2 separate regions of the Homo sapiens genome follow, and region 2 is linked to region 1. A link is an interaction called in ENCODE POLR2A ChIA-PET data of the cell type or tissue named here. Cell type or tissue: HepG2. All regions are shown on one strand. Links, peaks and the distances in the headings refer to the core of each region. The heading gives the core; the rest is flanking DNA. Region 1 overlaps EXOSC2 (exosome component 2). Region 2 overlaps FIBCD1 (fibrinogen C domain containing 1).

Region 1 (4,383 bases), core at 125-4,124:
ACCCTGCCCCATTCCTTTTAATCTCCCTTGGAATTAGCTGTTTGGTTGATTTGGAGTTCCAGGGTGATACTGTCTGAGTCATAAATGATTTATTTGTGAATTTCTGTGGCTGGTCACGTATTTTGGTCCTGTTTGTATTTCCCTTCCCCTCTCTGTGTCTCCTTATAGCCTGTCTCTCTTGCTGATCGAGAGGTGATATCCCGGCTTCGGAACTGCATCATCTCGCTGGTAACTCAGAGGATGATGCTGTATGATACCAGCATCCTGTACTGCTATGAAGCATCCCTTCCACATCAGGTACTCTCCCCAGGGCCTCTCCCTTCTTCACTGATCTGTGAGCTGCTCTGTTGTTTGTTCAGAGACAATATGCACATCTCCCCAATACTTTCCCAACATCCGTCAGTATGAACTGGCCTGAAACAGCCTTAATGAGTGTCTGGTAGATCTTTCCCTAAGAAACTTGCAATATTCTCAATGCCTAGTGTCAGTCTAAGGATTTTGGGGCAGGAGGTGTCAGGTGGGACTAGTTTATGAGAGCAACCTCTGGACTACATCTTACCTCTCCCAAATTTCAGCCAGCTTTTGGATGAATGTCAGAATAATATCTTTGTTCTTGTCGACTATATCCCAGAGCATCTTGCTGATTTATTAGGCTGCTTCTAGCAGATCATATCTTGTAACGCTTAGTCTCTGAGACATGAAAGGAATACAGAAAGTTTATGTTAACGGCTTGATTTATGTTTGGATTGGCTTGGTGGTCTGTTTATGGTTGGTTTCTTTTCTGAACAAATGCCTTTTCCCTTTTTCAGATCAAAGACATCTTAAAGCCAGAAATAATGGAGGAGATTGTGATGGAAACACGCCAGAGGCTTTTGGAACAGGAGGGATAAGGAGGTGCTCCAGAAGCACGGGACTGTGGACCTTGCAGGAGTGAAGACTGTGATGTGTGGTCCCCATATGTGGCTCAGCAAAGACTCGAGAGATCATCCCTTTGTCTGCATTGACGGCCCTGTGACGGCCTCCAGCCCACAGGCCTGCTTTCTCCTGTCCTAACACCAAGCCTGGGTGGCAGATGAACAGTGCTTCCTTGGGTTGCCAGCTGAGTCCCGGTATTAGGGAATAGTTTCAGCTCTTTCAAAGTGCACAGTGTTACAGTCGAATGGGCTCCCATCCTGGAATAATATGGAGAATCCTTTGTCTTCCACTCACTGTCATTCACAAGGCACAGTGCCCCATGAAATTGCCCCAATAGAAAACATGGCATCCCTGACCTCCAAATGGTCTGTTTTGGCCTCCATTCCTATATCCTTTAAATGACTGAGAATGCAGCTGGTAAAGTTGGAAGAATAAAGTTAACCAAGCAGGCCAGGCACGGTGGCTCACGCCTATAATCCCAGCACTTAGGGAGGCCAAGGCGGGCAGATCACCTGAGGTCAATAGTTCGAGACCAGCCTGGCCAACAAGGTGAAACCCCATCTCTACTAAAAATACAAAAAATTAGCCAGGTGTGGTGGTGTGCACCTGTAGTCCCAGCTATTTGGGAGGCTGAGGTGGGAGAATCACTTGAACCTGGGAGGCGGAGGTTGCAGTGAGCTGAAATCGCGTACCACACTCCAGCCTGGGTGACAGAGCGAGACTGTGTTTCAAAGAAAAAAAAAAACAAGCAGCCTTTTGCTTGGTTGGAATCTGATTTTCTGTTGCGTGTTCCTTGTAGCCATAGATGTGATTATGTCCACACCGGGCTGCCTTAATCTGTCCTGCTTGGAGAGTGACTTGTAAGATGCTGAATTATTCATGATAATACAGTGAATGTTCTGGGTCCATGTACTCAGATAAACATGAAGAAAATAAGCAAAGAAAAATGGAGACTGGGAAAGCAAAGCTGTTTTCATCCTATAATTGAAGTAGTGTGGAGCATTAACTTGTGGATGATTCAGAGTTAAAAGATAAAAAGACGCCAGAGTTCTCGCTGAAGAATGTGAGAATTCCTGTGCATTGTTTTTTCTGATGACTATCTAAAAATGGTGCCCTGATGTAGGTTTGGGGGAACATTCTTAAAAACAAGGGTGCTATGTGCCTGTAATCCAGCACTTTGGGAAGCTGAGTGGGCAGATCACCTGAGGTCAGGAGTTCAAGACCAGCCCGGCCAATACAGTGAAACCTCGTCTTTACCAAAAATACAAAAATTAGCCGGGTGTGGTGGCACAAGCCTGTATGTAGTCAGCTACTCAGGAGGCTGAGGCATGAGAATCGCTTGAATTCGGGAGGCGGAGTTGCAGTGAGCTGAGATCGCACCATTGCACTTCAGCCTAGGTGACACAGTGAGACTGTCTCGAAAGAAAGGAAAAGAAAAGGCGGCCGGACGTGGTGGCTCATGCCTGTAATCCCAGCACTTTGGGAGGCTGAGGTGGGTGGATCACAAGGTCAGATCGAGACCATCCTGGCTAACATGGTGAAACCCCGTCTCCACTAAAAATACAGAAAAAACAAACCATAGCCTGGCATGGTGGCTGGCACCTGTAGCTCTACTACTTGGGAGGCTGAGGCAGGAAAATGACGTGAACCCGGGAGGTGGAGCTTGCAGTGAGCTGAGATCGTGCCACTGCATTCCAGCCTGGGTGACAGAGTGAGACTGTCTCAAAAAAAAAAAAAAAAGGGACACTATATGCAAGCGCTGTCTTCACATATGTGGCAAACTTGTTTGTTTGTTTTTGAGACAGAGTGTCGCTGTGTCGCTAGGCTGGAGTGCAGTGGCTCGATCTCGGCTCACTGCAACCTCCACCTCCTGGGTTCAAGCAATTCTGCCTCAGCCTCCCAAGTAGCTGGGACTATAGGCATGCGCCAACACGCCCAGCTAATTTTTGTGTTTTTAGTGGAGATCGTTTCACCATGTTGAGCAGGCTGGTCTCGATCTCTTGACCTTGTGATCCACCCGCCTCGGCCTCCCAAAGTGTTTGGATTACAGGTATGAACCACTGCACCCAGCCATATTTTTTGATATTTATAGACGTCTTTTTTTTTTTTGTTTTTTTGAGACGGAGTCTTGCTCTGTCACCAGGTTGGAGTGCAGTGGCGCGATCTCGGCTCACTGCAACCTCCGCCTCCTGGGTTTAAGCGATTCTCCTGCCTAAGCCTCCCGAGTAGCTGGGATTACAGGCACGTGCCACCACGCCCAACTAATTTTTGTATTTTTAGTAGAGGTGGCATTCTACCATGTTGGCCAGGATGGTTTTGATTTCCTGACCTTGTGATCCCCCCGCCTCAGCCTGCCAAAGTGCTGGGATTACAGGCGTGAGCCACTGAGCCCAGCTATAGATGTCTTAACATCATTGTTTTCTGTTCTTTTGTTCCGGGTAATAATAAGGAGCTGAGGACAGCTGAGGAAGGGCTTGGCTGACAAAATGCCTTCCGACAGAGCCCTAACTACTCCACGTAAACCTAGGACAGTCTCAATGGTAGTAACTTTGAACACTGCATTTGATAACTTTCAAATACAACTTGGCTCTTTTTCATTAAATGGTATGCTTCTCTATAACAACACAATAAACAACTTCTTACCTCACTTTCTTTTTTTGAGACAGGGTCTCACTCTGTCACCCAGGCTGGAGTGGGGTGGCATGGATCACAGATCACTGGAGCCTCTACCTCCCAGGCTCAAGTGAACCTATCTTAGCCTCCCGAGTAGCTGGGTCCACAGGCATGTGACGTACCACCATGCCTGGCTTTTTTTTTTTTTTTTTTTTTTTGAGACAGGGTCTTGCTCTGTCACCTAGGCTGGACTGCAGTGGCACAATCACGTCTCAACCTCCTGGTCTCAACCAGTTTCCAACTTCAGCCTTCTGAGTAGCTGGGACTACAGGTGCTGAGCCACCACATCCAGCTAATTGTTTTTGTTTTTTGTTTTTCGGCAGAGATGAAGTCTCACTATGTTGCCCAGGCTGGTCTTGAACTCCTGACCTCAAGCAACCCTCCTGCTCAAGCCATCTTCCCACCTTAGCCTCCCAGAGTGTTGAGATTACAGGCATGAGCCACCACACGCTGCCTATTTTTTTTATTTTTACGAATTTTTTTGTTGTTGCCCAGGCTCAAGCGATCCACCCACCTTTGCCTCCCAAAGTGCTGGGATTATGTGTGTGAGCCACAGCTCCTGGCCTCTTTTTTTGTTTTTCCTATCCCAAGTTGTATTACTAGTTTTGGGGAGTTTGCAGACAATTGAATATTCTATAGGCTGTGTTGCAGCTTTAGATGGATCGACCTGTCATGTTTTTGAGGTTATCCAGGCTGTATATCTCTGGAGAGAAGGGAATGGCAAAGAGTGGGAGTCTGAGTCAAGTTTGGTTTTGTTTTTTTAAGAGACAAGGTCTCTGTAATCCAGGCTGCAGT
Region 2 (4,383 bases), core at 175-4,174, 220 kb after region 1:
CCAACCGGGGCAGGAGGGAAGACGGTAGGTGGGGGCCGCCGTGCGATGTGTGTGCGGCAAACATCACTTGGTTAAGTCACACTGGTACTGCCCATTTATCTGAGTCAACACGGCCACAACGCACTAAAAAAAACTCAGGCACGGCCTCCTCCCTCTTGCTAACGGGCAGGGAAGACCTCTGTTTAAACCAGCAGATGATTAAAGTTGAAAATGTACATATAAACATGCCCCGAATTAATGGGGAAGTGAGTCCCTGCTTGCCGAGCTGCAGAGGCGCATCAGGGGAGGGCTGGACAGCGCTTAGCGGTAGTGGTGTCAGAGCTGCTGTCCCCGGCACTGCTTAGCTGTGTGAGTGAGCTTGCACACGCACCTGTCACTCAGAGCCTCAGTCTGCCTCTCCATAAAATGGGATAACAAGGCCGGGTGTGGTGGCTCACGCCTGTAATCCCAGCACTTTGGGAGGCCAAGTTGGGTGGATCACCTAAGGTCAGGAGTTTGAGACCAGCCTGGCCAACATGGTGAAACTCTGTGTCTACTAAAAATACAAAAAAATTAGCCGGGCGTGGTGGCGGGCGCCTGTAGTCCCAGCTACTCAGGAGGCTGAGGCAGGAGAATCGCTTGAACCTGGGAGGCGGAGGTTGCAGTGAGCCGAGATTGAACCACTGCACTCCAGCTGGGTGACAGAGCGAGACAACCGTGTCTCAAAAAATAAATAAATGAATTAAAATAAAATAAAATGGGATAACAAATGTACTAACCTCCTGGCGTTATGGGGCTGCAAAGTGCCTATTAACGCGGAGCCCAGCACATGGTATAGGCCTATCACTCCTACCAGAAAAGGGATTTTCGGCCCAACACAGTAATCTTAGCACGTGGGGAGGCCGAGGTGGGTGGATTGCTTGAGGCCAGGAGTTTGAGACCAGCCTGAGCACCATAGCAAGACCTCTCTACAAAAAAATTTTAATCAAAAAAATTAGCTAGACATGGTGGTGCACACTTGTAGTGACTGCTACTTAGAAGGCTGAGGTGGGAGGATTGTCTGAGCCCAGGAGGTGGAGGTTGCAGTAAGCCCTGATTGTGCCACTGCTCTCTAGCATGGGTGACGGAGTAAGACTGTCTCGAAAAAAAAAAAAGAAAAAAGAAAAGGGAGTTTTCAATAGTGGCATGGTGGCTCCCTATAGGTTTAAATTTCAGCTCACAAACAATTTCTACTATAATAATAAGGAGACGTTGATGGTGCAGACCATGAGTATCCCCCACGTGACAGAGCCAGCCAAGCCCTGTAGCCAGGCGCTCCAATATCCCCTCAGCATAGACTGTGTTATGCACATCTCACGGGTGACAAGACCCAGCCCAGAGAGGGGAAGCAACCTGCCCGGCATCCCACAGCTGGCACAGATGGGGCCTGGACTGGATCCCAGCTCTGCGGACTCACACCCTCAGGGCAGAATGGCTCAGCTCAGCCGTGACCAGCAGGCCTCAGGGACTACACATGAGAATCAACCCCGGCTGGGGGGCTGCAGGGGGTTGGGGATGAGGCCCAGGAACTTGCCTTTTCCTTTTTTTGAGACAGAGTCTCGCTCTGTTGCTCAGGCTGGAGTGCAGTGGCGTGATCTCGGCTCACTGCAACCTCTGCCTTCCGGGTTCGAGCAATTTCCCTGCCTCAGCCTCCTGAGTAGCTGGGATTACAGGCGCCCGCCTGGCTAATTTTTGTATTTTTAGTCGAGACGGGGTTTCACCATGTTGGCCAGGCTGGTTTTGAACTCCTGACCTCAAGTGATCTGCCCGCCTCGGCTTCCCAAAGTGCTGGGATTACAGCATGAGCCACTGCACCTGGCCGGGAAGCTGCCTTTTAACAAGCACCTCTGGCGATTCCAACCCAGGCTGCCTGTAGGCACAGCTTTGAGAAACCCACATCTGTGCTGATCAGCTGAGGGTCTGGGAAGCTTGGAAGGGAGGAGTTAGGAGCACGGCTCGCTGCCTCTGAATGAAACATAAAGACCCACTGTCTCTTGAATCATCCAGTCTGTGGGGAATGAGTCAAATCAAACATTTTTGGGGAAGTAAATATGTCAGGTGAGCTGGCACTCCTGGGCCCAGAAAGGCTGTTAGTCTTGTGGGAATACTCTGTACCTCTGCGCAGGCTATTGGGAGGGCAGGACTCTGGGGTCCCTCCTTCTAAATACCCCACCCCAGCTCTAAGGGTGGGCCTTCATGAACTGGGCCTGAGCTGACCAGGGGCTGAGCAATTTGGAGTGAGGTGGGGGTCCCAGGTCAGCCAGAAAGTCAGGAGGTACCCCCAGCCCCCAGCCCTGCTGATGAGGCCTGGGGAAGTTGCACATGGAGGGGCAGCTGGAAGGCGGTCTAAACATCCCTCTACCCCGGGAGGGGGAAGCCACCTTCCCATCAGTCACCCAGACAGGGTGATGAGGACTGTAATTTCTCCAGCTGCTGCCTTCAAAGGGAGGGAAAGGGCCCATTGCTCATGAGCAGCTGAGTGACCAAATGCCTGGATCTCTCAGTGGCTGCTGGGGGCGGTGGGGCGGAAGGGGCTTGGGCGCCCGTGGGGGCAGGGGCTTGGCTCCTAGCCTCCAGGGATCTGAGTCACCGGGAGAACGTGGCACAGGGCCAGGGGCCGGGCAGGGCTCCAGCAGGGGCTGGATTCCAGGTCTGACCTGGCCACGGCACCCAGGAAAAATCACCACCCATTTCTAGGCCACCATTTTCTGTCTTGGAAAATGGTGGAGGCAGATGAGACGATCCCAAATCCCTCATCCTATGAAGGAGGAACTTCTTGTGGGTGGTGCTTCCAGCATGGTCTCAGAGCCGAAGCTGGAAAGCCTTCACCCAGACCCACCTGGAGCTGGCTGGAGCCTGGCTTGGCTGGGGGCAGGGGTGGGGAGGGTGGAGGTGGTTTGGGACAGGCTAGGGGTCTGGCTGGGCTGCCTGGACTGGTCTCTCTGTCCCTGGGAAGCTGTGGGTATTGCATGGTGTGAACTGGGAGGGGGTATGGAGAGATGGGGTGCGGCTCTGAGGGGGTAGCACTGATCAGCCACATGCCCTTCAGCAAGTCGCATCCCCTCTCTGAGCCTCGATTTGCTCCTGATGGGGGAATGCCCTGCCTCACCTGTACCCTGGAGCACTGGGGAAGCCCCAAGCCCTGGATTTACTGAGTGCCAAGTGCCGTGGGGTGCTGTACAGTTTACCGGGTCACCGGGAAAGAAACAGGATTTGAATCCTGGCTCCCAGTAGCTGTGCGGCCCTGGATGAGTGACTGCGCCTCCCTGAGCTTCATGGGCTTGTCTGTAGATGGGAACAGCAGTAGCCCCTTGTCTGGGGCCTTGGGGATTAAGTGAGGCCATGGACATCAGGCGCCTGGCACATGGCAGCAGCAGCACCAACCCCTCGCCTCCAGCAAGACCCCAAGATGCAGACCCCAGCCCTACCTGGATGAGGCGGCCCTGCTCACTCTGCAGGGCGCTGAGGCCCTGGCCCAGCGTGCCATGCCCCTTCCGCAGCCCCATGCACTCCGTCTGCAGCTCTGAGGCTCGGGCCAGCAGCCGGGGCAGCTGGTCGGCCAGCGTGTCCAGCAGCTCCTGCTCCTGGTCGCCCACCAGCCGTGGCTGGGCCTGGTGCTCTGTCAGCGCCTGCAGCACCGAGGCCTGGGCGCTCTCCAGGCGTGCGAAGCTGTCGGTGAGGTCGGGGCAGCGCGGGTCAATGAGGATGCTGAGGTGCGAGCTGTCCGCCCTTTCCACAGTGACCAGGGCGCTGTTGGCGCTGGCAGCCCCAGTGCTGACGACAGGTGGGGGCGCCGTGCCCGGCGCGTGGGCGTGGTTCAGGAAGAGCACGGCACCGGTGACAGCTACAGCCAGCAGCACAGCCAGGGCCAGCAGCACGGTGCACAGCACGTAGCCGCAGCTCGGCCGCTGCAGGCCCGCCCGGGACGCACAGACACAGACAGACAGACGGGAGAGAGAAGGGGCCAGCATTAGAGGCATACCTGGGGTCAGAGGACCCCCTTCTTGGGGGGCTGGGCAAGGGCGTGGCACAGAGACTGAGATGAGACAGGCACTGAGAGACAGTCCAAGGGGAGACAGAGAGACAGGGACAGCCACAGATGCAGTGAGAGGGACACAGTGAGCGCCTCAGGGAGAAAGTGGAGAGAGACAGAGCCCCAGAGGGGAGGTGGAGACATAGGGAGAGACGGGGAGACGCGGGGAGACGCAGGGAGATGCAGGGAGACACAGGGAGACGCAGGGAGATGCGGGGAGACATGGGGAGATGCGGGGAGACGCGGGGAGACACGGGGAGACATGGGGAGATGCGGGGAGACGCAGGGAGACGCGGGGAGATGCAGGGAGATGGAGACGGACAGGATGGGAA

Evidence for each region. ChIA-PET counts read pairs that join two places held together with the same protein. Peaks named below come from ENCODE experiments on the same cell type or tissue, not always from the same donor. Only the 100,000 strongest peaks of a DNase experiment are listed, where the experiment ranks them.
Region 2: POLR2A ChIA-PET joins it to region 1 with 6 read pairs; 7 of 35 experiments call an interaction of 5 or more read pairs at or near these places.

What each region holds. Positions count from the first base shown.
Region 1 is chr9:130,702,885-130,707,267 of GRCh38, forward strand. EXOSC2 (exosome component 2) reads left to right here. Exons shown (of 9, transcript NM_014285.7): 8 at 169-297; 9 at 810-2,008. The coding sequence ends at 890. Among named protein-coding and RNA genes, the nearest start is that of EXOSC2, 11 kb to the left of the region's middle. In HepG2, for the core only: no CTCF peak of the experiment used is centred there; no DNase peak of the experiment used is centred there.
Region 2 is chr9:130,926,121-130,930,503 of GRCh38, forward strand. It overlaps FIBCD1 (fibrinogen C domain containing 1), which reads right to left. Exons shown (of 7, transcript NM_032843.5): 2 at 3,447-3,926. Among named protein-coding and RNA genes, the nearest start is that of FIBCD1, 11 kb to the right of the region's middle. RefSeq lists enhancers at 76-125, 3,612-4,156. In HepG2, for the core only: no CTCF peak of the experiment used is centred there; DNase peaks (open chromatin) are centred at 2,011 and 2,531; H3K27me3 peaks cover 3,774 bases.